2 separate regions of the Homo sapiens genome follow, and region 1 is linked to region 2. Evidence: chromatin loops called from intact Hi-C (ENCODE). Cell type or tissue: Caco-2. All regions are shown on one strand. Links, peaks and the distances in the headings refer to the core of each region. The heading gives the core; the rest is flanking DNA. Region 1 overlaps ENPP1 (ectonucleotide pyrophosphatase/phosphodiesterase 1). Region 2 holds the start of ENPP1 (ectonucleotide pyrophosphatase/phosphodiesterase 1).

Region 1 (15,671 bases), core at 5,980-8,479, 88 kb before region 2:
GGGGTACTTGCCCCTCCCCCAGAAAAACAGAGAAGGGGTAGAGACAAGGAGAGAAGGGGTTGGGGTACTTGCCCTGTCCCCCAGAAAAGCAGAGAAGGGGTAGGGACAAGGAGAGAAGGGGTTGGGGTACTTGCCCCTTCCCCAGAAAAGCGGGACTTGCCGCTACGGGTGAAGGACCAAGGCAGGCGTCCCTGCGTGGTCTGACACCTTTGAAACGTGGGTGAATAATCAGAGAGGCGCCCCTGCAATGATTAAACACCAAGGGAAGGCTGCCTTCCCAGTCCGTGACCGGCGCCTGAGTTTTGGGTCCACGGATAAAACGTGTCTCCTTTGTCTCTCCCAGAAAATGAAAGGAATTGAAATTAAGAGAAGGGAGAGATTGAAGAGTAGAAAGGAGAAAGTGGTTGAGGGACAGTGAGAGAGGTTGGAGAAGAGAGTAAGAAGAGGCCACTTACCTGATTTAAAATTGGTGAGATGTTCCTTGGGCTGGTCGGTCTGAGGACCTGAGGTTGTAGGTGGATCTTTCTCACGGAGCAAAGAACAGGAAGACAGGGGATTGATCTCCCAAGGGAGGTCCCCCGATCCGAGTCATGGCACCAAATTTCATGCGCGTCCGTGTGAAGAGACCACCAAACAGGCTTTGTGTGAGAGCAGTAAAGCTGTTTATTTCACCTGGGTGCAGGTGGGCTGAGTCCGAAAAGAGAGTCAGCGAAGGGAGATAAGGGTGGGGCCGTTTTATAGGATTTGGGTAAGTAAAGGAAAATTACAGTCAAAGGGGGTTTGTTCTCTGGCGGGCAGGAGTGGGGGGTCACAAGTTGCTCAGTGGGGGAGCTTTTTGAGCCAGGATGAGCCAGGAAAAGGACTTTCACAAGGTAATGTCATCACTTCAGGCAAGGACCGGCCATTTACACTTCTTTTGTGGTGGAATGTCATCACTTAAGGTGGGGCAGGGCATATTCACTTCTTTTGTGATTCTTCAGTTACTTCAGGCCATCTGGGTGTATACGTGCAAGTCACAGCGGATGCAATGGCTTGGCTTGGGCTCAGAGGCCTGACACTAACCTTCCTTTTGGCTTCAGAAAAGTTGATAAGCTACAAAATGTTCCTCCCTGACACTGTAAAGGAAGAAACAAATAACTCAGACACAATTTGGAAGATGGTCACCTATCCATCTCAGAGTAAAATAGAATGTCGATCTTGAATAACATAAAAAGAAATGGCATTAAACTCAGTAAATATGCTATAGGTTTAAAACAATAAAACAAAGAAAGGAAGAGAGGAAACAAGGAAGGATGGAATAAAAGAAGGAAGGAGGGAAGAAAGAAATAGAGGGAGAGAGGAAGGTAGAAAGGAAAGGCTCATTCCACCTGCTCCACTTAGAAGAAAATACAGGTGATAAAATTGAGAATAAACACTGAAAAAATGTTTCATGTTATATAACAGGTTGATAGGAAGGAATACAAATCCAATAAATAAAAAGAAGCTCAAAGAAGAAACAATAAAACAATAGAAAGAGATTTTAAAACAGGGAATAGCAGGTCCCAAAAAATAAAAATATAGAAATAATAAACTAGAAATAGCAGGTAATATAATAAGCATTGATAAAAAATGAAAGCAAGGGGACATATAGGAATGTTTGAGATAATCACAGTGATGAAAAATATTTTTAAAAGAGATTAATGCAATAATCAAGAAGCTAACAAAGAAGGCAGAACGTTAACTGTCATGGGTTGCATGGATGCTTGTTAATTTCTTCCTTATACTTCACAGTATTTTTTTTTAATTTTCAAAATAAAAATAAAATCTGCCATTAGAAAATCTCTATTGTTTTTAAAAGGGAGGTTATGGGAGGTGGGGAGGTGTTAGGAGGCAGTAAGAAACTGACATATAAAAAAGGGACAGCTTAGTAAGGAAATAAAGACAGAAAATATAAACCAAGTACTATTAGTCCTGTCCCACAGTAAAGAGAAGCCTAAGAGAGCCAGAGGCAACAAAAGGAATGGGGTAAAGACAATAGAAAAATGGAAGGACAAGAGCATATTCAAGAAGAGAGATGGAAGCAGTACAGAGGTGGGAATTACAGGTGTGTTTGTGGGGGGGGGCTGTGTGTGTGTGTGATTTGAGAAACAAAGCCTTGTAGGAAGTGAGGCATCAGGTCTGAAAGAAAAAGAGTTACACTTCCTCTATGAGGGACTAGAAAGAATGTCAACAGGTGTGAACTCAAATGCTTGAAAGTGGAAAGGAAGATGATACAAAACAAATGTCTTGTGCAGTGCAGCAGAATTCAAGCCAGAATAACTGGTTTAGAATGCAACTACTGATGGAATAGAACTTAATGAAAGAACAGGAACATTTTCAATGTGCTTTCAGAGGAGACAATATACAGTATTGTTTAAATATATGAACTTTGCCAAGTCCTGGGTTCAAATTCTTGCTTGGATAATGTAAATCATTTAGCACAATGTCTGGAACAAAACCCAGTAAATGATAGCTATGATTATTTTTATATTTGTATTTGATCTATTTCAGAGATGTCTTGGTTATCACAATATTGCTGATTCATTGGGTCTATGAAAATTTATGTTCCATATTTCAGTTTCACTGTCAACTATCCATCAGACACCTGATGGATGGGATAATTTTGTTTACCTCTAATTCACTTCACTACTAACTTAGCCAATGCTAAACTCCATTGCCCTGAATTTCAAAGATAGGAGGGAGGGTGAGAAAATGTCTCTCCTCTTTGGTAAAGTGTGTGAAAGTTGCCCAAAATCTATTTGTTCCAGATGCCCCAGTGTGTTTGCTACTGGGGTAGTAACACCAGTAGCACTGATGTGCTTTTCCTCATAGCAGAAGGTGTTACCTGGAGTTGAGGGATGTGAGAACCAAGAGGCACTACCCTGTGTCTCCACCTTTGCCAGTGAATGTTTATGATAGCTTGTCACTGGAGAAACACTATGTGCTTTGTAGAGAGGTTTTCATTTGAGATGTCAAAACTGAAAAGTTCACGCTTTCCCTTCAGTTCACCAGGCAGCAGACTTTCCACAGGACAGATTAACTGAAACAATTGTGAATGGCTCTTGAAAAGTATTCTTATTCTTTTATTATTATTTTTAAAAATTCTGCTTTGTGCACTGGGAAGAGATCTATAAATAAACTCTTTCAAAAAATTTCCCATTGAAAGTATCTTCTAGCACTTGAAAACTACGGAGGCAAAGAATAATTACTGTGAAATTGTCCTCTGGCTGTATTTCTGTAACTTGTTATTCCTTAGCTGTCTTAAGTGGATGTTTGGTATGACTGTACCTTTGGTTTTCATTCATCTGGACATTTTTTACTGAGCAACTCCGATGTGCCAGACATTATGCTAGAAATAACAGATGGTTTTGGAGACATGACTGATATGGTTTGGATGGTTTTTTCCCCTCCAAATCTCATGTTGAAATGTGATATTCGATGCCAGAGTTGGGCCTGGTGGGAGGTGTTTTGGTCATGGGGGTGGATCCCTCATGAATGGCTCTGTCCTTGTGCTAATGAATTCTCACCTTAAGAGTTCACACAAGACCTAGTGTTTAAAAGAGCCTGACACCTCCTCCCTCTCTCTCTTGCTCCTTCTCTTTCCATGTGACATGCTGGCTCACCCTTTGCCTTCTGCCATGATTGGAAGCTTTCTGGGGCCTCACAAGAAGCCAAGCAGATGCTGGTGCCATGCTTACATAGCCTGCAGAACTGTGAAGCAAATAAACCTCTTTTCTTTTTAGATTACCAAGTTGTGGGTATTCCTGTATGGCAATGCAAACAGACAAACACAATGACGATAAACATATGAAAAGGAAACTATCTTTGTAAGAAATATATGCCAACTTGGTGTGGGTCTGTGTCCCTACCCAACTCTCATGTCAAATTGCAATTCTCACTGTTAGAGGAGGGGCCGGAGGGGAGGTGACTGGATCATGGGGGTAGACTTCCCCTTGTTCTCATGATAATAAGTGAGTTCTTATGAGATCTGGTTTGAAAGTATGTAGCCCATCCCCTTATGCTCTTGCTCTCTCCTGCTGGCCATGTGAATACGTGCTTCCTTCCCCTTCACCTTCTGCCATGATTGTAAGTTTTCTGAGGTCTCTCAAGAAGCAGAAGCCTGTGCAGCCTGCAGAACTGTGGGCCAATTAAACAACCTCTTTTCTTTATAAATTACCCAGTCTCAGGTATATCTTTATAGCAGTGTGAGAATGGACTAATACAGATGCTAAAATGCCGAATGAGAGTTACAGTCACTGAAAAAAACAATCCCACAGTATTGAGCTCTCACCCTGTGAAACTGCCTTTGCAAAGATTATGACAGTGAGAGAAATCTAACGTGGCTGACTCTGTCTTGCTTCTAGCCTCACAGGCTGGCTGTCTTCACTCAATCCAGTGAAGCAAATTTGTGACTTCCTCAATTGTCTCTATAGATAATGTCACTATTGTAGAACCTAAGATTGATATTTTGATACATTTTTCTGATTTTTGCATTCTGGCAATTGACTTCACCTGGACCCATGACTCATGACTTAACCAATCCTGTGGTCTCCCACTCAGAGGTGGACTCAATGCATGAGGACTGTTTTCACACCCCTATAATTGCCTCCCCAACCAATCAGCAGTACCCATTCCCCAGTCCCATGCCTACTAAGCTATCCTTGAAAAACCCTAACCTCTGAGCCATGTAGCTAGATTAACATTAACTAAATGCTTTCTTTACTACAATGTCACAATCTCAGTGAATTGGTTTTGTCTAGTCAGTGGGCAGGAAGAACCCATCAGGTGATTACACTTGTGAAACAGCACACTTGGGACACATAAATCTCATCAGGGTTACAGTTTTCAGGAATATGCTCAAAGTATACAGTCTAAGCAAATGTAACTGATGTTAACCTAAAAGAAAAAACTGAAGGAAACTTAATATAAGCAGAGTTTATTTGGGCCAGTTTTGAGAATTGTAACCCAGAGGGATGGATTCAAGTTTGCCCTGAATGTGTGCTCCAATTAGCAGCAGTTACAAGTGAGTTTTTAAAGGAAAAAAGAGGCAGTTCCTAAATTGTTTACCAAGAAGTTACATCAACGTAACATAAGCTTGCTATACATTGTTACAACATAACTTGCTATACATTGTTCTTTGCATCACAAACTCCAGGCATGTGAGGATAATGAGTGAGGCAGCTAATAAGGAATGAAATGACTTTAAACAACTGCCCCTAGGCATGGCGGGAGGTGGGTGGTAAGAATAAAGTCTCACACTCACATCTCTCTGGGCCTAATAAATTCTACATGCCTCACACAGCTCAGGCTGCCCTGAGCTATTTTTCTTTTCTTACAGGATCACAGGCTGGGAAATGTTTAGGTGGCGCAGCTTCTCTGGGCTTCCCAGTTTCCTTAAGAGGTTGGTGTTCTCTGTAGGATAAGATCCCGCCAGGTCCCTGGAAACCCCAAGTGGAAGCTAACAATCCTCTTATACCTATAACCACACCACTTTGAAATTATTTTATTTCGTGTTAAGCTTGCAAAGACTGCTTTTAGCAAGTTGTGTATTTGGATTTGGAGTCTGGGTCCTGGGTAAAATTTCTTAATAGGCCACGGTGCCATCTACCAACACTGTGTATGGGTTATGGAATAATCAACTGCATTACACATCTGTAGTTGTATTGCAACCATAATACATAACAAGAACTAGACTGAGGGCATGTACTGTCTGTTACCACCAATGTTGGGAAAGTCTGACCACATAAACAATGGATCCTAAGGATATGGCTTTGGGCTGGACCTTGAAATAAAGGTAAAACATTGACAAGAGAGCACCAAGGGGGCAGGCATTCCACCTGCCCTGTTCTCCAACTTACCCCTAATGCCTGACACAGAGTAAGCTCAGCTTTGAAATCTACTGTCAACCCTGAGCTGGGAAAATCTATTCCAGTGCCAATATCTTAAAGTGTGCTGTTGAGTAAACCTGTAGAGATAGCTTATGAACAAGTACACAGACAAAAGACCCATAGATTTACCATCTTGTTTCTGTTTGGACCTTAGTACAAGTGGTTAACTCTCCAGACAGTAACATTGTGTCAAGATATAGAATATAACAGAGAATCCAAAATTGTAGGTGTCATAAGAATTTTTTTTTTTTTTTTTTTTTTTTTTTTTTTTTGCGATGGAGTCTTGCTCTGTCACCCAGGCTGGAGTGCAGTGGCGCCATCTCGGCTCAGTGCAAGCTCCGCCTCCCGGGTTCATGCCATTCTCCTGCCTCAGCCTCCCGAGCAGCTGGGACTACAGGCACCTGCCACCACGCCTGGCTAATTTTGTGTGTGTGTGTGTGTGTGTGTGTGTGTGTGTGTGTGTGTGTGTGTGTTTAGTAGAGATGGGGTTTCACCATATTAGCCAGGATGGTCTTGATCTCCTGACCTCGTGATCCACCCGCCTTGGCCTCCCAAAGTGCTGGGATTACAGGCGTGAGCCACCGTGCCCAGCCAGTGATTTTTTAAACTATAAAAATTTGAACAAGATCCATTCATTGGACTGAGAAAATTTCAGTCTAATTTAAAATCCTTTAGAATTTTTAGTTAAGTTATAAACTTTCGGTTCAGAGATCCCTGTTTTATTTCCTTTATGTCACAGCCAGCATAATGCCATCTAAGTAAATGCATACATTTTTTAACAGTGAAAAATATCTAAACATTGTGGGGCAAAATTATGAGACACTGTATGAGACACTGTAAAAAATTTATTTCCTATATATTTCTTCAATTATTTTGTATCTCTACTATGTGAAAGCCAAAGTATATTCCATTCTGAGTTCTGAATTTCTGATATATCATTTAAAATGTCATTTTAATTAAAATCCTAAAACTATCCCTTGAATCGAGAAGTTACAGGCAAGTAAAAAGTTAAATTTAAAACAACAGCATTGAGTAGGATGAAAGAGGCTTCTTTTATATTCCTTCCTTTTGACATCCCATGAGTATAATGCCTCTTCCAAGGATTCTTCCATTTCTAGTAGATTAAAATGTATTTCACATATCTGTTTTCTGGTATGAATATGATTTCTAGTAAACATTTTTTTGTTCAATCACTATAATGGAGAGGATAAATACAAAAATTTCACATTAAAAGAATCTATAGAAGTTCCAAGTCTGGTTCCAGACCATTCTAAATACTAAAGAATATATATGCCTGTCATTTGTTTTTACCTGGAAGTATGACTAAATATAATTAAAATACCAAGAACAAGGATATAGGTCACAGATCAGAAGTGTTTACTCTATGAACCTGAAATGAACTTTGGATTCTTTTGCCTTTCAGCATTACAGCTGTGGTTAACTGTCAACAACCCTCGGACTCAGTTTCATGTCTGCAGAGAAGCACCATCGCCCATGATCCTACCCATCCTCCACACACAAAGCCACAAAGGAAAGCAGCCAGAGTTCTGTACGTATGTTTTATTTGAACATCCACATTTCTTAGCTTAGAGACAATTATATTCCGTACACTTTTCTTCTCTCTCTCTTACAATATTTAGACTGGCCAAAAACCAGGGAAAATGTCCTTGGACTGCAGTCATTATAAAATTTTACTTAATGCTTATGAAAGCACTCATGTGAAAAGCTTCAGCATGAAGTGTAATCACCACATTCAGTTTCAAAGTTCAAATGCCCATTCCTATGATGGGTAAACACCTACCATAGCGCAAAGAAGGAGAGTGATTGTGGGTAATGACAGAGGAGGAAAAGTGAAGGGGGTAACAGCTTCTCCCAGAGGAGGGGGTGGTCCCTGTTCCATGCCCATCTTGTCTCCTTAAACAGGAACAGCCAACAGGCCTACCAGTCCTTGTACTCTATGCAGCTACTTCCCCTGCTGGAAATGAGCAGCTGCCTTCTTCTCCCTAAGGTTTGTCCTCTTTTATCTGATTCTTGGAAACGTTTTTTTAAGTTTTGCCAGGTTCTTTGTTCTTTCATGAATGAACTGATGGAAATTTTCTATGGAAGTTACTTACCTCACTTAAGAAGCACACAGCAGCTCTCGCCTATAATCCTAGCACTTTGGGAGGCCAAGGCGGGGGGATTGTCTGAGCTCAGGAGATCAAGACCAGCCTGAGCAACACAGTGAAACCCCATCTCCACTAAAATACAAAAAGCCAGGTGTGGCATGCGCCTATAATCCCAGCTACTCAGGAGGCTGAGGCAGGAGAATTGCTAGAACCCCGGAGGTGGAGGTTGCAGTGAGCCGAGATCATGCCACTGCAGTCTAGCCTGGGCCACAGAGCGAGACTCTGTCTCAAAAAAAAAAAAAAGGACTGATGTGAGGCATGACAGTAGAAATCAGGATAGGCTGGAGGCAGTGGCTCGAGCCTGTAATCCCAGCACTTTGGGAGGCCGAGGCGGGCAGATCACAAGGTCAGGAGATCGAGACCATCCTGGCTAACACGGTGAAACTCCATTCTCTACTAAAAATACAAAAAATTAGCCAGGCGTGACGGCAGGTGCCTGTAGTCCCAGTTACTCGGGAGGCTGAGCCAGGAGAATGGCGTGAACCTGGGAGGCGGAGCTTGCAGTGAGCCAAGATCTTGCCACTGCACTCCAGCCTGGGTGACAGAGCATCTCAAAAAAAAAAAAAAAAAAAAAAAAAAAAAAGAAATCAAGATAAATAAAGGTTTCACTTTGCATTTGAAAAGCTAAGAACAGCCTTTATTGGAGAAAGTAGGATAAAGACATTTCCATATATGTTCATGGGAATTTACCATTCAAATTTACCATTCAAACTGGGGGAGTAGAGATCAGTCACTTTTGCCATCTTATCTGTTTAAAACTCTTTCAAGAAAAGAAAAGAAAGGAGGAGTCTCTTTCAAGAAAAGAAAAAAAGGAATACTGTGTAAGAACCACAGAAAAAAAGCTAAGTAGGAGCAGATGTGGGTGCTCTTTCCTTAACAGTCAGCATAGAATGTAGAGACTGACATTTTCTTTAAGAACAGATTATTATAACTAAGCAAGAAAAAGTATGTGTACATAAGTTGGTCACAGTGACACTTGTAGAAAATATAAGTAGCTGTAAATGGGAAAATGTCAAAAATGTTCCATCCAAGGAATGTTAGAAGGTCCCTTCTTTGCCTTGCTCATCTGAAAAGTTCCAATTCACCCTACAAGCCTTAGCCCCAAGGCTGGGAAGCCACTGCCTCTACTACCAAGAAGCATCCAGTGTCTCTTTTGTGCAGCCTGGCACCCCTCCTGTGGCTTCATGATAACATCTATCACTCTTTAGGGATCATTTACACTTCTGCTGTCTCTTCTCCCTAAGACAGAGAAAATTGTCACTTGTTCTTTTTTGTATTCTTGGCGTCCAGCAAAGGGAACAGACATCTATCCATTTAATTAAGCTCTGCTAAGATGCTTTGAGTTAAATTGTGTATGTTTGTGTGCTGGAAAAATATGTAAAAATCAGTGAGACACTTCTACAAAGGCAGAGTAGACATCCTTCTGCTAAATGCATATAAAAATCCTGGATATTATATTAAAACACAGCAAGACTCTGAATAGTAGACAGAAAATAGGCTAGGAACATTGGGGCCCAAGTAACAACACTGTGATGAGTTCCCTACATTTTCTTTTCAGCTCATATATTTCCAACTTGGAGCTGAAAAAGTCAGCAACCTGGAAATGTCAATAAATGCAGGGGAAAAAAAAGCCCTAAGAGAGTCCTGCTCTCTCCTGCCAAAGGACCAGAAAAGGGTAGCCAAGCAAGGGTAAAAAAGGCTGTACTCCAACCAAACACCATGGAAAAACACCATGGCCCCACCCATACCAGCAAATGCTGAGTGGGGAGTCCAGACTTACACTCTCACCAAGCTGTAAAGAGGTGCCCCAACTCCCTGACTTTTGTATTCTTGGTATCCAGCAAAGGGAACAGGCATCTATCCATTTAATTAAGCTCTGCTAAGATGCTTTGAGTTAAATTGTGTATGTTTGTGTGCTGGAAGAATACAACTCCAGAGTGGTGTCGGAGAAGGCTGTGTAGGCTACTGGGAATTTCATTCCCACCTGGTGTAATGAAGCTCTTCCTGGTCACTCTGTCCCATAGCATTAGTGGAGATTCCCAGGGTGCACCAAAAGGTGCCGCTGCACATTCCAGCCAGGGAAGAATCAATAAAGACCTAATGGGAAACTGAATTCTCACCTTGCCCAGTAGTAATGAGGGGACCCTGTTACTCAGTATAAAGGGAGGCTGACTGGGGAACCTGGACTCCTAGCCACACCTGGTAATAATGAAGCAGTGCTCCCAATTCCCCTGCTGTGGTGGTATCTGAGAAAGTTGGCTAAAGCAGAAGGTTTAAATAAGACCCATAGTCTCATAACATAATACCTAAAAATATCCAGGTTTCAATAAAAAATCATTCCACACACCAAGAAACAGGAAAATGTTTCCGAATGGAAAAAAGACCATCAGTAGATGCAAACAATGAGGTGACAGATGTTGGAATTATCTGATAAGGATTTTACAGCAGCCATCATAAAAATTCTTCAACAAGCAAGTATAAATGCACTTGAAACAAATGAAAACGTAGAAAGTCTCAGCAAAGAGACAGAAATTCTCAGCAAATAGAAGATATAAAGAAAAACTGAATGGAAATTTTAGAAATAAAACATACAATAACTAAAATATAAAAATCAGGAATAAATGGGCTCAACAGCAGAACAGATTAGACAGAATAAAGAATCAGTGAGCTTCGAGACAGAAGAATAAAATTACCTAATCTGAACAACAGAGAGAAGCAGGCTGAAAAAAATATCATATACAGAGCTTCAGGAAACTGCAGGACTGAAAAAAAAAAAAAAAAAAAGCAACTTCCTAAATTATTAAATAATTTTGAGTTGTAAATTGTATTTTCCAAAAGTCTTTGCAGCTGGCCCTTAGGCCGTTGAAGAATGGTCACACGAAGGACATATAAAAATCTTTGGTGTACTGATATTATACCTCAATTGGACCTATGTAGCCTAAAAGTTAATGCAGTCTTTGAAGGTTCACAGGTAGGGATAAAAAGCTACAGTCAAGGTAGTAAAGAAATCAAGTTCATTGTGTCATTTATCATGTCCACCAAGAAGATGTGAGGTGATTGGTGGCATGTTCTCTTCAATCTGTGGAACTTCAAAATGAACCACTCAACAGAGAATGGCTCTGCTGCTGGTAGGGTAAGTCTTGTGCACAGAAAGAAACATTCTAAGCATCTCAATAAAAAATGGCACCTTGCATGCACTGACTGGTGCTCTGAAGTTTTGCCAAGATAAGGTACAATTTTAACCGTCTATAGGGCCACATTTGAAGCCATTTTAAACCTATGTTAATTACCAGTGAGCAGGATAGGAATATTTTTCTTTTTTAAATACAAATACAAAGTAAGATTTTATAATAGGTAAGTATATTCAAAGATCGTCCCTCAAAGTTGAACTCATTTGAACCATTAAATCTAAAGAAATCCAATCAAAAAATTAAAAAGAAAACACATAAGATTAATAACTTGGATTTTGAGGGGATATACAGCAAAGATTGAAACAAGGTCTCAGAAGTATTTTGGCTTCTGTTAATTTTTTTTTTGATTACAATGAAAAGAAATGAAACTCCAAGTTAAAAGATATCCAGAACCACTTTAAAATTCTCATAAAGATAGTCACATAACATGGGCTACCCCAACCCTACTATAAGTCTACTGTTTGCCCAATGCCATCAAGGTTTATTACCAATAGTAAGAAAGATTCAAATATCTGGTATCCAGACAATGTTCACAGCTACTTCTCCTTTAAGAGAAGCAGAAAGGCAGTTTTAGGTGTGGTCTGTCTTTATTCCCCCGAACTTGATCAATGTATACAATGCTTACACATTCAAATATGTGCAAGATTCAACAGGAACACTCTCCACTGCTGTGCTGAGTACGCAAGTTTCCCTGAGATGTCCGCATCACCGAGGGCTCCGTTCTAACTCTGGTCGACAGTTTCTGAACAATGCAATAGTGTAGCTAGAGGACTATATAAAATATAAGGTTCTCTCAAAAAGATTCATGGTGTTTGGGGATAAAAAACATATCAGTCTTCTTGGCTAAAGGTTGGCAAATGTGTTTTCAACTTTAAAATGTCTGAAACTGGCTCTTTTCTTTGTTGATAGAAGCTGAGTCCAGTGATGTGCTCAACATCTGTGATCCGTGCTCTGTGTAACATTAACAATTCTTCAACCCATGAGGAGTCATGCTTCCCATGCTAGGAGAATAGGAAATATAAAAGAAAAGTTACCAAGAGAACACTCAGTTCACTTCTATAAGTGCTCCATCTCCCCAGTTTAATCATTTACGAGATTTCAGCTCTGAAGTGGAACGTGCCACATGATTTGTTAGGCATCATCTCTCCTCTTGAGTAGCTTTCCTTCTAATACATACCATGCATGTTTGTTTAATTAGATGCTTCAAGTTTGGGGAAAAGAAACTATACCTGGAACAGATGGTCCTGCATTACATAGGTTTAAGAAACTTCAATGGCGTGGGGTTAAAAAAAGGGGGAAAACAGAAATTACATGGCATGGGAAAGAATATCTGAATAATGTAAAGAATCACTCAGAATGCCTATTATTAAAAAGTCAAAAAACAACAGACGCTAGCTAGTAAGGTTGTGGAGAAAAAGGAATGCTTTTACACTGTTGGTGGGAGTGTAAATTAGTGCAACCACTGTGGAAGACAGTGTGGCAATTCCTCAAAGACCTAGAGGCAGAAATACCACTGGACCCAGCAATCCCATTACTGGGTACATACCCACAGGAATATAAATCATTCTATTATACAGATACACGCACGCATATGTTCAGTGCAGCACTATTCACAATAGGAGAGACATGGAATCAACTTAAGTGCCCAACAATGATAGACTGGATCAAGAAAATGTGGTACATACACACCATGGAATACTATGGTGTATATGGTCAATGATAGACTAAATTAAGAAAATGTGGTACATGTATACCATGGAATACTATGCAGCCATAAAAGATCATGTCCTGTGCAGGGACATGGATGGAGCTGGAGGCCATTATCCTTAGCAAACTAATGCAGAAACAGAAAATCGAAACCTCATGTTCTCAATTATAAGAGGGAGCTGAAGGATGAGAACACATAAACACGTGTGGGGGAAGAAAATACACTGGGGCCTGTTGGAGGGCAGGGGGTGGGAGGAGGGAGAGCATCAGAAAGAATAGCTAATGGATGCTGGGCTTAATACCTGGGTGACGGGATGATCTGTGCAGCAAACCACCATGGCACACATTTACCTATGCAACAAACCTGCACATCCTGCACATGTACCCCTGAACTTAAAAGTTGAAAATTTTTTTAAAAGAGGCTGGTTCTGTGACAATCGTATCAGGTAAACTAAGGAAAGTTATTTAACATATAAGTCTTGATTCCTTTATCTGTATCCTCCTCATCGGGTTATTTTGAGGATCAAACGTAATGATGTGTGCAAATGTACTACACAAATACTAGTTTTTATGAGAATGTGTTACCTACAAAGATGCATGAAGAAGCCCACGTGGGCCAAAGCCACATGCTAAGAATGGTGGAGCAGAAAGAGGGAAAAGTTCTGGGTCCCTAATGGTGCAGTTGACCCAAAGCGCCATCCCAGGACTGTGTGCAGCTGGACTTGCTGTTCCATGAGGAATCCCTGACTTGCTTAAGCCACTGCAAAGGGGTTTCTGTTATTTGCTGCAGAACCCTACTCTAATTGATACATTCAATGACAATATAATCTCTCAAACGAAATAATGAAGCAGGGAATAGCTGCATGTTTCCAACAATGCCCACAAAACTGACAACTTTCAGTGGAGTCAGATAATCATCAGGCAACCAACTAAAATCTTGCTATTCTGTATTTAATTCTAAAGAATAAAGGGAAAAATAATGAGAAATGTGTTCTATAGGAACAAGTAATTCTGAAAGTTTATCATAGAAACAATTAAGGAGAGACATATCTTCATGAATTTTAACGATATATAGAAAGACTACTACCATCAGGGATGGCAAACGGATCATTGTATTCTACTCTTGGGCCCAGAGAAGAGCTCACTATTTTGTTCACTGCTGTGTCCTCAGTACCTAGAGCACCTGATTATAAATATCAAAGGAATGAATGGTGAATCAAAGTAGTAGTGAATGAATGAGTGGATACAGCACTCTTTCCTGCTGAGCTCATACTGGGTCTCAAGATCCTAACTCCAGGTACCTACCACCCATTCATTGGGACTGGTATGAAAGCTACATCTTTTTGCAGATTCAGGTTTAGACTTACTTGGTGTCACTTCAATGAAAAAAAAAAAAAAAGGAAATGTAGGAAGTACTCTGAAAGAAATATATTTTGGCTCACCATAAGAGAAAACTTAAAAATTGCTAAAATGGGCCGGGCACAGTGGCTCATGACTGTAACCCCCGCACTTTGGGAGGCTAAGGCCAGCAGATCACCTGAGGTCAGGAGGTAGAGAACAGCCTGGCCAACACGGCGAAACCCCATCTCCACTAAAAATACAAAAATTAGCTGGGCATGGGTGGCAGGTGCCTGTAATCCCAGCTATTCGGGAGGCTGAGGCAGGAGAATCGCTTGAGCCCGGGAAGCGGAGGTTGCAGGGAGCCGAGATCACGCCACTGCCTTCCAGCCTGGGTGACAGAGCAAGACTCCAAAAAAAAAAAAAAAAAAAGGCCAGGCACGGTGGCTCACGCCTGTAATCCCAGCATTTTGGAAGGACAAGGCGGGTGGATCACAAGGTCAGGAGATTGAGACCATCCTGGCTAACACGGTGAAACCCCATCTCTACTAAAAAAAAAAAAAAAAAAAAATTAGCCGGGTGTGGTGGCGGGCGCCTGTAGTCCCAGCTACTCGGGAGGCTGAGGCAGGAGAATGGCGTGAGCCCAGAAGGCGGAGCTTGCAGTGAGCCGAGATCATGCCACTGCACTCCAGCCTGGAAGCCAAAGTGAGACTCTGTCTCAAAAAAAAAAAAAAAAATTAGCTGGGTGTGGTGGCGGGCGCCTGTAGTCCCAGCTACTCGGGAGGCTGAGGCAGGAGAATGGTGTGAACCCAGAAGGCGGAGCTTGCGGTGAGCCGAGATCATGCCACTGCACTCCAGCCTGGGAGCCAAAGTGAGACTCTGTCTCAAAAAAAAAAAAAAAATTGCTAAAATGTTATGCAGTCTTGATGTCCCAATCTACAATGTAGATTTTTAAAATTCTGAGCAAATAAGATAATATAAAACAATTATTCCCAAACACACTGGGATGACAATACGATAAGAAAGGAAAAGATTTTTTATAATTAAGTGATACACAGAAAATTTGAAATGTTGTCTAACAACTTTAATTTATAACAGTGCTGACACTTTGAAATTATACATCCAGTTTTAAAAAAAGAGAAAATCCATACCTCAGATAAACCTAGACTTTAGTGGTTAAGCCATACAAAGTTTGATTCTGATCTGATTTTTAGTATCTTTACCAGACAAAGGGGCCAGGCAGGGTGGCTCACACCTGCAATCTCAGCACTTTGGGAGGCCAAGACAGGAGGATCATAAGAGGCCAGGAGTTCAAGACCAGCCTGGGCAACATAGAAAGACCCTATCTCTAAAAAAAAAAA
Region 2 (15,671 bases), core at 8,673-11,172:
GAGAGAGATTGAGAGAGAGAGAGAGATAGACATGGGGTTTCATTATATTGCCCAGGCTGATCTTAAATTATGGCCTCAAGTGATTCTCCTGCCTCGGTCTCCTTTAGAGGCATGAGCCACCACACATCCCAAAATCACTTTCTATCAAAACTCTCTATTTTTCTATTCTACTACATTTCAAAATAAGCCAAGAAGGAAACTCAAACTAAGAAGAAAAGCACAATTTCCCAAAAGTATACCTACTTTGGAAGCTCCCAGAAACAGCTGATTGTTGACTTCACACTAATAAAGTGCACTAATTTTGGCTTCCACCCAGGAAAATCTCATCACTGAACTACCAAAGACACATATATATCTCAATATAGAGGCAAGCTTTAGCATCACCACACCAGAAATTTCTTAGGTTCTAATTACACATTGTTATACTGAAGCAGGCAAAGGAGAGTTGGAAACCCAACAGCAGGCCAAGCTTGATGAATAGGATATAACATTTAGCAAATGAATGGGATGGCATTAGCTATTAGTCCGTGATAAAAATCTGTAGATAAAAGTCCTTCCAGTTACCATCATAGTCTATTATGTACTAATGGTGTGGCTTTTGCCTATAAATTTAGCCCATTGTTGCTAGAAGTAGAGTAAATCAACCACCTACATCTGAATAACTTGAGGTGCTTGTTAAAAAGTGAGGATTCTTTGGGTCCATTCCAAATCTATTAAATCATAATCACTGAGATTGGAGCCTAGGAATCTCTGTCTTTAACACTTCCCAGGTGGTTTTTATGCACAATAATGTCTGCATGGAAACCTGACTGAATCCCTGACTGAGCCTCAGATTCCTTATCTGTAAAGCAGAATTGACTGTCATCATACTTTCCTATTTCACAGTTGTTGAGTATTGAGGATCAATCAAAAATATATGGGAAATGCTTTTTAAAGCTGCCAAGTGCTACAAAAATGATTATAACCATCTAAACTTCTACCACCTACACTTCTACCAACACCTCTTCTAAAAACTAAAAGTAAAAAAAGGTAAAAATAATTTTTCAAAGACACTACAGATATCTTAATTCTTGCAACTAAATCTCAGATAACTAGAATACTCAGAAAATAGTCTTCCCGTTAATATTTAACTGAACATTCTGGTCACTCTTTTGAAAAACCTTAAATGTGTTCCTACATTGTCTTTCCTTGGTAAATGCATAACTTAGTTTTTATCCGATGACAAGGGATTTTCGAGCTGGGTCAGAATTCTGAGTATCAGGTTTTGTTGCACAAGATTTATGCTTAGAAGAGTAATCTATGTTCGGCCCTGAGCTCATTTGCTAAAAGGTTTCTTGTTTATTTTTTCTTGTTTGGGGGGTATTTTATGGTTGATGGAGGCATGCTTATTTTAACCAAAAGCAGATCTCTAATTACAAGTTGTATTCCAAATGCTTATTTGTTCCTAAGTTGTCTGGAACTTAAATGCCTCTCCCCATAGTAAGAAAAAAAAAGAAGTTATAAATCATGATAAAGTTCTCTGGCTTGTACAAAAAGGCCACAATATAGATGAAATACATTTGCTGTATCTTAAATGTCACACAAATATTTTACAATGGTAGTCATCAAACTTGAGAGCAAAATTGAATATGAAACTATTTTCATTTACCTTTAACATTGCTACTTAAGATAAAAAGAGTCAGCTGGATGAAGATGAAAAGCTGATACAGCCGGGCGTGGTGGCTCACGCCTGTAATCCCAGCACTTTGGGAGGCCGAGGCGGGCAGATCACTTGAGGTCAGGAGTTCGAGACCAGCCTGGCCAACATGGCAAAACCCTGTCTCTACTAAAAATACAAAAAAAAAAAAAAAAAAAAATTAGCCAGGTGTGGTGGTGTGCGCCTGTAATCCCAGCTACTCAGGAGGCTAAGGCAGGATAATCACTTGAACCCGGGAGGCAGACAGAGGTTGCAGTGAGCCAAGTTCACTCCACTGCACTTCAGCCTGCACTACAAAGTGAAACTCCGTTTCAAAAAAAAAAAAAAGGCTGATAGATAAAAATTTCTGTAAATGCTCTAGAAAGGTTAATGGCCCCCAGTTCTTTATTATACAGAACACATAAGGTCTCTCAATGTGACCACCAAGGATTTTCTTCAGAGTCATGATTAGGATATGATGGGGGCAGGAGATGACAAAACTGAGTGTCCAAAGTTAACTAAACAAGTGAAATAGAAATTAGCAAAGTGCTTTTGAAACAGTAGCTACGTATCCCTGAGAAAGAGACAACATGGAGTGGAAACAGCTGAGCTACAAATGGTGAAAAAGAAATACCAGAACAAGATTCAAGGCAGAAGAAAAGAAGGGACAGAAAGCAATGCTGAAGAAGAGCGAAGAATCACAAAGACTGAATTCAGGGTGTGGCAGCAAAGTTATCAAAACCAAAGAGGCCTTGGTGTAAGTGAAGGAGGCTCTCCTTCATACATGCCGACTGCCACACTTGGAGTGTCTGTACCTGAGAGAATGTTCACTGACTAGATTTCTGATTCTGAATCCACGTTATCACAGAGGCCCCGTCTGCCTTCTTCTTAGGCACCTTCACCTTAGTTGGGTACTTCTGTTCCTTCACTATCTCCTCCATCTCCCTATACCCAAATAAAATTATATCCCAGTTTTAATCTTACCCCTGAATTTATACCCAAGTGTCATCTCTATGTGGATTCCTGACCATCACAGACCCTATGGGTCCCTGCTTGTGTATTTAGTCTTCCCATCTTCCCCTTTTCCAAATCAAAGTGTGGCTCAGTCTAACAAAAAATGCAGTACATTCATTCAAGCAATTAAAAGCTGACATTGAGTGTCAGGTACTATCCTCTGCCTAATAGTAAAAACAACAGTCTTGGGTTCCTAGGAATCCTTTATGTATTTTATTAGAACATGTGAAACAAATACCATAAGGGACACAGAGAACACTTCTCTGGCCTCTTAAGATGCTCTGGTTATTCTGAAATTAAAATGTTCAACTATGGCTGGACAGATAACAAATTTTATAAACCAAAGGAGCAATGTCAACTCCAAGTCTGATTAAGAGCAGAGACTTAGCTTGAACATTCTTCCTTCCATATTCTAGAGTTAAGATAATGGATCATAAGGGAAGGAAAAGGAAGCTAATTGAATTATAATTTTTACACCCAAATCTCAAATAATGCCAGCTTCTGCCTCTTATAAAGAAGTCTTTCACAGCATATACTCAGGGCAACTTGAATCTATGCTCCTGGGTTGTATTCCTCAAACTTGGCCCAAATAAAGCTCTATAATTACATTAATTTTGCCTTGGTTTTTTTTTTCTTTAGGTCAGCAGGATTCACAGTGACTTCCCACCACCACCTGGTGTTTTTCTCTAAAATCAGTGCTTGGTACCAGCATGAACTCATTGCATTCTCCATTTTTGGAAGTCCTACCACATGTTGTGGAGATGAGGTCTCACTCTGTTGCCCAGGTAGGTCGTGAACTCTTGAGCTCAAGCAATCCTCCCACATCAGCCTCCCAAAGTTCTGGGATTTCAGGCATTAGCCTCTATGCTCCGCCAGAAATCTTATCTTGTGTGGTTGAAGCTCATTGAGATTGGATGGATCGGCATTTCCATTGTGCAAACCACACTCAGTCTTCCAGAGTGGAAGAATAAATAAATGGAATCATGAAAAGTTAATTGGCAAAGCTTACAGAAAGCTTTAACCTTCCCTGGCCTAAGGCTCTTCCATTTGCTTAACTTACATTCTACCCTGCTTGGAAAACATCAGCTTTCTCCTTTTGAAATAAGAATGGAAAGATCCATGCACCTGGATGAAGGAGACTACGAACCAGCTCTCCTGAAAAGTTGTAAACTAAAAATAAAATCCAAAGCCCTCGACCAACTGAGTGGACCCACTCTCTGCCAAGGAAACCCCAGAGAAACCTCAAAAACTGAGCTCTCAGTCAAAATAGGAAGAGAGGTCAAACGCACTTAATTCTACTCCCTCCCTTTTGGAGTTGAGGCGTAACAATTGACCAGCATTAATGTTACAATAGAAATAAGACCGCGAAAACGTCTCTGTGGCAATAAGACACCAAGTTATAAACAAGACCTTAAGGGTATGCAAGGGGAGGGTTAAGTCATGTCTGCACACCCATCAATTTTGCTACATAGCATCATGCTTAACTTACAACATCCCTTTTTTTTTTTTGAGACAGAGTCTTGCTCTGTCACCTAGGCTGGAGTGTAATGGTGCAATCTCGGCTCACTGCAACCTCCGCCTCCCAGGTTCAAGCGATTCTCCTGCCTCAGCCTCCCAAGTGGTTGGCACTACAGGCATGTACTACCATGCCCTGCTAATTTTTTTTGTATTTTTACAAAAAAAGAGGTTTCACCCTTTTTTTGAAGGGGTTTCACCATGTTGGTCATTCTGGTCTTGAACTCCTGACCTCAAATGATCCCACCTGCCTCAGCCTCCCAAAGTGCTGGGATTACAGGCATGAGCCATCACACACAGCCACAACAGCCCTTTCTGTTGATTCCAAGTTTTAGACAGAGCCTTACTCCTTTAATCAATTGCAAATTAAAGAATCTCCGAATCACCGGGCAAAGTGGCTCACGCCTATAATCATAGCACTTTGGGAGGCTGAGGTGGGTGAAATTCCTGAGCTCAGGAGTTCAAGACCAGCCTGGGCAACAAAGTGAAACCCTGTCTCTACTAAAATACAAAAAAATTAGCCAGGAGTGGTGGTGTGTGCCTGTAATCCCAGCTACTTGGGAGGCTGAGACAGAAGAATCGCTTGAACCCAGGAGCGGGAGGTTGCAGTGGGCCGAGATTGTGCTATTGCACTCTAGCCTGGGCAACAGAGCAAGACTGTCTCAAAAAAAAAATCTCTGAATATGCTGAATAAATAACCTGTAAGCCCTTGCTTTAAGATATCCCACCTTTTCATATGGAATCAATGTATACCTTTCATGTACTGATTTATGTCTTTGCCAGTAACTCCTGCCTCCCTGAAATATATAAAAACACACAGTAATCCAACTGCCTCAGGTGCACATTCTCAGGACTCCTTGAGAAAGTGTTTCCCCGAGCCACAGTCACTCATCTTGGCTCAGGATAAAGCTCTTTAAAATATTTTACAGAGTTTGGTTTTTCCATTAACAAGGTGATACTCTTCACTATTGTCAAGGCCTTATAAGTTTCTCACTGAAAATTCTAAATTAATTAAGGATTCTTTTAACAGCAAGCTCTTAGGAGACAAAAACATCAAAGATCATGGTCTCCAACCTGGAAGATTTTGTTTAATAGAAAATACCATCAAATAAAGGACTCCTAGCCACGTTAGAAGGGCCAATATCAGGCTACCCTGCCTAAGTGGACATCTTCCTCAGTGGAGATCTTCAACACTTTGTTCTTTAGACCAGGACAAGAAGTGGATTAAAATATTCATTTGGTTACCTTCAGGAATAGGAACACTTTTCATATTTGTATTTCAAGTTGTTTTGTTGATAATTGTCCTTATTTGTGTCATCCTTTTGATTCTTAAATTGATTATGCTTTGTATTTCTAGATGTCTAAAGTCTACCACAAAATTCTATAACAAAAAACTCATCATAATAGCTAGATGCTTAGAAATGACCCAACATACCTCAACTCCAGTGTAAGTGAATGACCTGAAATCCCGCTGCTCTGTCCCCTTATTTTTCAATCCAATCCCTGAATTGTTGCCTACCAATTCAGCCTTGGAACCTCACTAAGTTTTTAAGTGATAGTACTTCTGCCCATCTCATTCCCTCTGACATGGGACAAGACTATCCGGAAATGAGCCTTCCCAGCAATGTGGGACAAACTTACATCCAAAACGTTGATCATCAGTATTTTAAGAAGAGAAAGATTTTTATTAAAAGGAGGAAATGAGAAAGAAAAATTGCTCAGAGCAGTCTGAGATATGCGAACTATGCAAAATTTATCAGGCCCAGAGGGACATGAGCATGGGACTTCAGTCACATCACTGCACCCATTCCCAGGGGCAATTCTTTAAAAGCATTTTGTTCCTGACAGCTGCCTCACCCACTATCTTCATGTTCCTGGAATGTGTGATACAAAGAACAATGTATAGCCAACCAATAGCTCGTTATTGTAACATGAATGCTTGATAAACAACTTAGGAACTGCCTCTTCCTTTTTCCTTTAAAAACCCATTTGTAACTGCTGCTAATAGGAGCATCTACTCAGGGCAACTTGAATCTATGCTCCTGGGTTGCAGTCCTCAAACTTGAGCCAAACGGACTCTCTACATATATATAGATATAGATATAGATATAGATATAGATATAGATATAGATATAGATATAGATATATAGATATAGATATAGATATATGTTTTTTTAAAGAACTCTTTCACTGAAACATGAAAGTAGTCTTCAGTGACCACCACCCATACGCAAGCCCTTTACACATACACAGATACACAGATATATGTATTCATAAGTATAGCAGAAGGTCACAAACAACACAAAAAAAATGCTTTTGAGGAGCTAACTGGAGAAATGTATTGCAATGTAGTTGAGAATTACATGACTGTAAAATCACACCAAGAAACAAGAAGGATATTTAAATACATCTCCAAGTCAACACATCTCGGTGGAAGTCTACACTTCAGTTCAAAACTTCATTTACAACCAAGGAAAGGCATCTAATATTTAACATACCTACTGACACATGTAGAGAATAATACTTGTTTTTCCCTCTTGCTGTTTTCCTCAGTTTGGCTCAGTACCTAGGCACAAGCATTCCAGGGCCCAGGGCCAAAAGCCTCTAAAGCACAGCTTGGTGGCCCTCTCCTAAGATCAACCACCACAATGGGGAGAAGCCAGGGTAGGACAGAATCCTCACTCCTTCATCCACTCTCACACATCTACATCATTTTAGTTTATCTGAGAAAACTGCAGAGTAATGTAAAAATTACATTGCCACTGCAACATGATTGCCTCTGAAAGGCAAGGCAACGCAACTCTTCTATTTATCCTGCTAAATTAAAACAGTGTAGCTGAGGATCATAGTGCTGGGCCTCTCCTAATCCCAACCCCAGGTTGCAATTAGTTCAATCTGTTTCTGCAGCTTTATGAAAAGTGTGCTGAGGTTTAATCTGAAAACAAAAGGAATTCTATAATTGCAGCTCCTTTCTAGAAGACATATCCCAGAGCTCTTTGACGACAATTGTCAGGATGCTTTTGGGGCCTTTTCCATTTGGAAGCCCATTATTTGGGGAAGTTTTTGGGGGGGGGGCGGGGTTGGGGGAAAAAGGTATTGAAGTAGGGAAGGGAAAGAAGAATACGAGTTTGCACTTTCAGTTCAGTAGCTAAATAGCAATTTCAACAATAAAGGGTCTCACCGTGTCACCCAAGCTGAAGTGCAGTGGCACAATCACAGTTCACTGCAGCCTTAACTTTCCCTGGCTCAGCTGAACCTCCCATGTCAGCCTCCCAAGTAGCTGGGACATAGACGCATGCTACCATACCCAGCTAATTTTTGTATCTTTTGTAGAGATGGGTTTCATCATGTTGCCCAGGCTGGTCTCAAACTCCTGGGCTCAAGCAATGGAACCGCCTCAACTTCCCAAAGTGCTGAGATAATAGGTATGAGTCACCGCACCAGGTCTATTTGGTAACATTTGTATGTTAATGTCTCACAGTGTTCCATCAAAAGATATGAAGTAAGAATTCTTTCCAATTCAATAGATGCAAAAGACCCCAATTAATGGATAAAAAAGGTCCATAATAGTCCTACTTGTGGAAGTAAGTCCTAGGACACTTCCATGTCAAATGCCCAGAGTAGCATCATCACACAGAATGCTGTTTGACCAGTTGACTGCAGGTCTCAAAGACTGGACAGCTTATTCCAAAACTAGACCTTTGCTGATATCTGTTGTGGATGTATAAGTAAATGAGCAAGAAAAATTTAAAACCTGAATTTTGCAATTGGAAAACCTGTAAAGGTTTATAGGCATGTAGAAATGGTTTTACACAAGAGTTACACACTGATTCCATATACAATTATCGACTACCTCATCGTGTGTGAAACACCTCAAGGTATTAATACTAAACAATTTAAGTGATCAGGTTGTAAAAGCTAAGGTCTTCCATTAACAAAATTTTTAAAAGGTGACTCAAGAGACTAAGTTCTCATCAATATTGTGTTATTATAGACTCAAAACAGTGTTACAAGATGCAAAATTTTATCTTGAGATGCAAACATCATGTGGCTTGGGGTACTTATTCTGTGAAACTAAGGCTTCTTTTTAAGTACTAAGCATACGGCACCATCTCTTAAGTCTAGGAAGATTGATTCCTCAAAGTATTATAGCATCTCCATGATGTCCCAAATATAGTGAAAATGGAAATGCATACAAAATGAAAGGAGACTTGAAAAATTAGAAATTTTTCTACAAAGCATTATTCAATCATATGTAAGGGGATATATTTTAGGGTACACTATACATAGAAATCTGTGATTTCCATATAATACAATAAAAATGATTCTATTTCCTTGCTGTTTTCAATTTACTTCCCTACCTACATTCTTCAGCTTGATTTTCACAATAATCCCATGCAATGCACAAGGGAGTTGATGTTGTCCCATTTTCACACATTAGAAATTGAGGTTTAGGGACAGTTACGCAAGGCCTCAGCAAATAATAACAGCCAGGAATCCAGGCCTTCTCTCAATCAGCACTTCCCACCATGAATTCAGAATAAAAACCAACCCCCACATTTCATGAAGTTGACTGTGGGTCCTGCAAATGTCATAGCAAAATAGCAGAGGAGTAATAGGTAGCTTTTGTTAGCAACACAAACCGTGTAGCCTCTGGTTAGAAGAGTGGGCAAAGAATCATAAAGGTTTCTTCAGTCACATAATGTGAACATCCATGGAATTTCTGAGCACCTGCAAGGAAATTCCAAAACGGAGCGAAAGGGAAAAAGTGTTCCGTAGAGTTCCTAATAAAACTTAAAGAGCTCCGCTAACTCTTCAACTGCAATCAGTTAACCCAAGTGAAGTCATGTATACTGCGCCCAGAGCCCCCTAAAAGAAGCAACACATTGATGCACCTTCTTAAGACCAACAACTTTCGCGTTTGACATTTTTCTCCTCTAAAAACCCGTACTCTCCTGGGGCAGGGGGTCGAGTATTTCTAAGGATGACCGTTTTGAACAGCCTGCTTTCACAGGCATCCATAATTCAAGTGAGAGTGAACCATCCTGCCCTGGCAAGGTACCTGGCAGGGGCGGCTGTGTAGGGCACTTGCAAAGGCTGCGGAGGAGAGCGCGCGGGCGAAGAAGCACTCCCGGACCATGCCTCTCTCCGGTGCCCGGTGCTGACTGCGCTGAGAGCGCAGGAGCTCGGCGCCGCCCTCCCCGTACTCCCAGCCCTCCCGGGCGCCGGGGCCTGGCCGCGGACCTACCAGCGAGAGTACTTTATAGGTGTTGGGGTCCTTGGCAGTGCGGGCGCGCGCCGCCTTCTCCAGCGGCTCCTCCCCCACGTCCATAGGGGCCAGCAAGGACGCGGCCGCCTGCGGGTCCCCGGGCGCCTCGGCAGCGTGGCTGCGGCCCCGATCGCGGCCGTTCCCCGCCGGGCCCTCCCGGGGAGCGCGCCCGCCCTCGCCGCCGCGGCTCCCGCCCCCCGCGCAGCCGTCGCGCTCCATCGTGGCCCCGGCCGCTCCGGCCCCGCTGCCCGGCCGCGCCTTTAATAGGCCCCGCGCCGCCCGCCCCGCCCCGCCCCTCCCCGCCGCGCCCGCCCCTCGCGGTCAGATCCTTGGCTCCCCGCCCTACACCCGGCTCTCGCAGTCAGGGCAAAGCGACTCAACGCCCCGGATTATTTGGCTTCCTGTCTGATTTCGGGCACTCTGTGTGTCGGTTATTTTGGGTCCCTTACGTGGGCGTGTCTTAAACTTCCCCCCAAGCCGTCCCCTCCCCGCGCCCCGGCCACCCTCCCGACACTTGCAGGAATCGCCCTGCGTGGCCTCGCGGCGCGGGCTGGGCTGGAATTGCAGCGTGTGGTCTGCAGAGGGCATGAGATCATGGGGCCCCAAAATAGAGCGGGGAGGAGGAGAAGGATGCAGCCGCCGATGCCGGTCCGGCTTCTCAAAGGCGGGAGAGAGTGGAGTCTTGGGGTCGACCTGTGAGTTTCTGGATGGAAATGCAAATGAACCATGGAGGAAGGCGACTTTCTGTTTCTCCCCCTCTGCGCCCCGTCCCCCACTACCTACGGTACTCTGAGAGAGAAATCGTCCACTTAAAATACGTGGGTTCACATGTACTGAACACACGTAAGGGATATTTCGATTCCCACGGTTTTATGTGGTTTCTGGAGTCTTCTCGCTATTGTTTGTATGTATATTTGCTTATTTTTCTAGACTTTCTGTATTGAAGGTTTCAGGAGTTGGCGTTGCCCTCTCCTGAGGTTGACACTGATACCTAGCTATATCAAAAGTGTTAATGCAATCTGAAATACTTTGATAAGCCTTATTTTTCAACTAGGACGCTAACAGTGAGCTGATTCTTGGTGGGTTTTGTTTTACCTTTGATTCTGGAACTTGTACATTTTCTGGCTCATCACTTAGCAAAATCACCAGTGTGTAGTGAAGTGAGACAGAGGGAAACCAGTGACTTCGAACTACTTTGCAATACCCAGGACTGACTTCAGGTACCAAGGAAAACAATTAATTTTCAATACATTTTGAATACATGAATATATACAAGTGTTTACAAATGAGAATGAATGTTTAACAAATATAAAATGCATGTTATCCCTTTAAAATAGTCAACTTGGGATGCTCTTCATTTATACTGACTCATCCATCCACCCATCCATTTATTCATCAAGTAATGAATCCTTCAACTCAATCTTTTGGCCTCCAACTATGCATACCATATAAAAAATGAATTAAAATGTATCTTTCCTTAAGTGTGGTGGAAGCGGGGGTGGGGGGGTAGGACCAACTCGTAAACAAAATAATTAAAACCTAAGTCATATATGCAGAATAGAGTCACACATAGGATATTGATACAGGAGATAGAAATTATTTAGGCAGATAGTATGAGCAAAAGAGCCCTCGGCAGAACTTACCTTCTAACAAAAAGCAGCCCAAGAAATCACTTCCTTTCTAACAAAGAGCAACCTGGAAGATTGGGCTGCAAACATAGGTAAGGAAACTGGAAGCTTGCACGGGAGATGCCGGCAGCGGCACAGACAGAAGGGGCTACTGGGGCCAGGCATGTCCACCATGGGGGTTCCACCTCCCCTCTTTTTTACCACATGCACAGTAAGAAGGAAATAAGCAACACGGAGTAGCTACCTGCCTATATAGTAGAAGATTGGGGCCGGGGCTGCCAGACACTTAAGCCCTATGCAGATGACACACCTGGTCCTAACCGGGTTTTCATGCCATATGCACGAAACCGGGTTTTCCCTCCTTATGTAGATCAGACACCGCCTCCCCACTAGCTCATCTATAAAAACCCCTGCATTTCACCACGTATTGCAACCCATTTTTTGGGACCCCTCTCTGTAGCAGAGCTATTCTCCTCCTTTTGCCTATTAAAAATTCTGCTCCAAACCTCACCCTTTGTGTGTGTCCACATATTTGATCTTTGTGGCCGTGAGACCAAGAACCTCGGATGTCACCATAGACAACAAAGCTACTTCAATATTATGAGAGCTTAGTAGAAAGGACAGTTGACATCTGGAAGAAGTAAAAGCCTTCCCTCAAAGCATTATTGAACTTTTTTAAAAAGTTACCTTTGAGTCAGCTCACAAACCACCCAAGAGAAACAGGTTTTCACTGTTTCATAATCACACATATTTTTCTGCCCCAAACTTGGCTCCAAATTTTCCTTTGACTCTTTCCAAAAATCAGATTCAAGGACAAAGATTTGCTCCACTGAGACTGGTCAAATGAGTGTCAAAACCTCTAAAAGCAACTCAACAGAGACATTATCCAAAGTGCCTTTAAACCTGACAAAACAAATGGAAGAAGTGTATTGTCTGCATCTCAAGGCAACGAACCACTTTAAAGACTTAACATTTGGAAAACACAGTGTGCAGTCTCCAGGGTCACAAACATCTTAAGGCCTAGGGAAAGCATTTTTCTGTGGCATTAATTTATTTTTAAGATTTTGTATGACATCCTGGTTTTTCTTTCTTTTTTTTGAAAGCACAATATGCCATGAACCATATTTGACTGAGGCAGCCCTATACACACTGCAAAAGGCAAACCATGTGCCATGTTAAAGGTTGCAGCATCTATTCAACAGGATTGTGTGCCCAGTGTGGGCAGATGGTCAGATTTTTCAAGAGAAGCAGGAAATTTAAATGTTTGTGTGAATTCTCCGGTTGCAAAATGTTGTCTACAAAATTCAGAGAAACAGTTTCTTCAAACAAACAAAATGTAGCACGTTTAAAAGCCAAACAAAATGTAGCACATCTGCAGGACAGACCTGGCACACACGTCACCAGGATGTGGCCTCTGCCTAATGCTCATGCCTCATCTGTGCCAGGTGGGACTTAATATGGGTAATTATAAAAACCCAATTGGAAGTCTAAAATCGGAAGAATAAAAATGAGCCAAGGCCGGGCACGGTGGCTCACGCCTGTAATCTCAGCATTTTGGGAGGCTGACGCGGGTGGTTCACTTGAGGTCAGGTGTCTGAGACCAACCTGGCCAACATGATGAAAACCAGTCTCCACTAAAAATACAAAAATTAGCAGGGCATGGTGGCACATGCCTGTAGTCCCAGCTACTCTGGAGGCTGAGGCAGGAGAATTGCTTGAACCTGGGAGGCGGAGGTTGCAGTGAGCCAAGATCATGCCACTGCACTCCAGCATGGGCAACAGAGAAAGACTCTGTCTCAAAAAAAAAAAAAAAAAAATGAGTCAGATATGCCATTTTCAGGTTTAGCTATAGACATTGCAAAGCCTATAGTGAAATATTGCCTCAGTCTTCTTTATTCTAAATGATCTGAGGGACAGCTTCACCATCACATTCCAAAGTACAATAAGGTCATGAGATATAAAACCACAACACAATTTTTGGGTTAATGCAAAGGTGAACAATGAATGTTTCATCCTTAATCCTAAATCACTCTGTTTTAGTGATTGCATACTCTAATCTGGAATAGCAGTAAAGATGATAATTTAAGATTTTGTGTAAGTTTTCTATTAAGTTTTATTGTAACATAAATATTTAGACATTTCTGTCTTGGTGCTTGAAGCTTTGGTTGTAGATAAGGCCAAAACACCAAACAAAAACAATTTATCAATGTTTAATTATTACTTTGAAATATTACTTTGAAACAACTTTTCTTAGTGATTAAAAAATGAAATATGCTGTAGGGTAATTATTTTAGCAGCTGTTTCAGAGCTTTTCCAGCTTTCTTCTAATTCGCCAGTAAAACAAGAAAGACATCTAGCCAAATCTAAACAGAAAAAAAACCCACAAGCCTCTTTAATCTTTGTGAGGCCTAGGGAAAACATTTTTCTGTGGCATTAATTTATTTTTAAGAATGTGTATGACATCCTGATTTTTCTTTCTTTTTTTGAAAGCACAAAAATATGTCCCCTGGAGCAAGAAGCTTGGATAACTATGTGACCTTGAACAGATTACCAGAAGCCTCTGAGCCTTAGTTTCCTTATTTGTAAAATGCTCTTTCAGATAATATCTCTAAATGCCAACAAAATGTTTGACATTTCAACTTTACACAAACATTTAAATCTATCATTTGCATTTGTAAATCAACCACTCACTACCCCTAAGGGAGAGAATAAAAAGATTTAATTTTCTCCTATATTATGCATGGTTTATATATAATCTCTGGGAAGGTTTGAGACCTGTTATTGGGCCTGCATCTACAAAGAGGGTAAGGAAAGGATTCTTGCTGCTCTGGGATGAAGGAGAGATGCCTACAGGGATCAGTTAGGTAACAAAACGAATAGAGAGAATTCAGAAGTGTAAGATCCAAAGGAGAGTAATAGAACCTGGGAAAATGGAAAACGCATGTACCATCCAAAGAGAGTGTGGGGTTCTAATTAGGGAAAAGGAGTCAGGATGGCGGGACCGAGGGAAAGCAAAAATATAAAGCAGATAAGCTGTAAGTCTGCCTTGCTTTGTGGTCCAGAACATGTAGCCCTCTTGCACAAATAACTCACAATCTTCCTGCACTCAGCTATCATCAGACCCTCGGGTGATTAAAAAAAAATGCAAGCTAATTCACTGCAACCTCGGTGTTATCAGTACTGCACAAAGCCCTCTTCAGCACACAGCACAAGCACCATTCTAGAACATCCCCAGCAAGCCTTCGTCTCCTTGCAGTCAGCTCCTCTCTTGCTGGCCTGCCCATTGTTCCCTTGCAACACATTTTCATACGTGCTCTAATAAATATGACTTTCTTTACCTACAAGTATCTTCATAAATTCTTTTTACCCCCACACCACTGGCCCCAGATTGTCGCTGATTACCTGCTACAGGAAGTTGGTTTCTAGTCCTTCACTTTTTGTTAACCACGGTATCTGCCACTCCTTCATTATCTCTTACACTTCTATTTCAAACAAAATGTAGGGTTGCCAGGTAACCTGAATTTTAAGTTTGATTAAAGTACAATTTACCTATTATCATATCTACCCATTATATGCATACAGTTCAGTGATTTTTAATAATTTATACAGTTGTGCAACTATTAATATGATCCAGTTTTGGAACAATTTCATCACTTCAAAAAGTTTGTTTCTGCACATGTATAATCAAAAACTCCCATTCCAGTCCCAACCAAAGACTTCTCTGCTTTCTGTCTGTAGCTTTGCCTTTTCTAGAAAATTCATTTAAATGGTATTATACTAAGTTGTCTTTTGTGTCTGTCTTCTTTCACTTAGCATAATGTTTTGAAGTTCATCCATGCTGATGCAAATATCAGTAGTCCCTTTTTATACATAGTAGTAATTTATTGTATGGATATATCATATTTTATCTTTTCACCAGTTGCTGGACATTCGTATTATTTCCAGCTTGAGCTATTATAAATAATGCTTCTATGAACATTCATGTACATGTCTTTGTGTGAATCTGCATTTTCATTTCCCTTGGGTAGATAACTGGGAGTTTCATTGTTAAGTCATATGCAAAGCGTATATTTAAATTTTTGAGAAACAGAGAAACTGTTTCCCAATGTGGCTGTACCATTGTACATTCCTGCCAGCAACATGTAAGGAGTCCATATGCCCCTCCTACACTTACTATTCACAGTATATCAGTGGGTAAGGAGTCCACATACTTTGCAATACTTCCTATTCTCAGTCTTTTATAATAGCCATTTGAATAGGTGTTTGGTGGTACCTCAAAGTGGCTTTTATTTGCATTTCCCTAATGACGAATTATGTTGAACACCTTTTCATGTGCTTATCTGTCATCTATATGTCTTCTTTGATGAAATGCCTACTCAAATCTCTTGCCCATTTTTATCAGATTTGTTTCTCATCTGATTATTGAGTTATAAACTTTTTTATATATTTTGGACACAAGTCTTTTATCATATTTATGATTTGCAAATATTTTATCCAATTTCTTTTTCTTAATGTTGTCTTTTAAAAAACAAGTTTTTAAAATTATTTTTATAAAATCCAATTTATCAAT

The links. A loop is a pair of places that touch in the nucleus more often than their neighbours do. Peaks named below come from ENCODE experiments on the same cell type or tissue, not always from the same donor. Only the 100,000 strongest peaks of a DNase experiment are listed, where the experiment ranks them.
Region 1: a loop joins it to region 2, with 2.2 times the contacts of the local background. A loop is called at or near these places in 2 of 110 quality-filtered maps.

The regions. Positions count from the first base shown.
Region 1 is chr6:131,886,936-131,902,606 of GRCh38, reverse strand. It overlaps ENPP1 (ectonucleotide pyrophosphatase/phosphodiesterase 1), which reads right to left. Exons shown (of 25, transcript NM_006208.3): 25 at 7,452-12,266. The coding sequence ends at 12,096. CCN2-AS1 (CCN2 antisense RNA 1) reads right to left here and starts at 655. Exons shown (of 3, transcript NR_187596.1): 1 at 456-655. RefSeq lists enhancers at 179-731, 732-1,285, 7,238-7,382 and a cis regulatory region at 7,303-7,316. In Caco-2, for the core only: no CTCF peak of the experiment used is centred there; a DNase peak (open chromatin) is centred at 7,386.
Region 2 is chr6:131,802,057-131,817,727 of GRCh38, reverse strand. ENPP1 (ectonucleotide pyrophosphatase/phosphodiesterase 1) reads right to left here and starts at 9,708. Exons shown (of 25, transcript NM_006208.3): 1 at 9,453-9,708. The coding sequence starts at 9,692. In Caco-2, for the core only: no CTCF peak of the experiment used is centred there; DNase peaks (open chromatin) are centred at 9,397 and 9,937; H3K4me3 peaks cover 1,399 bases.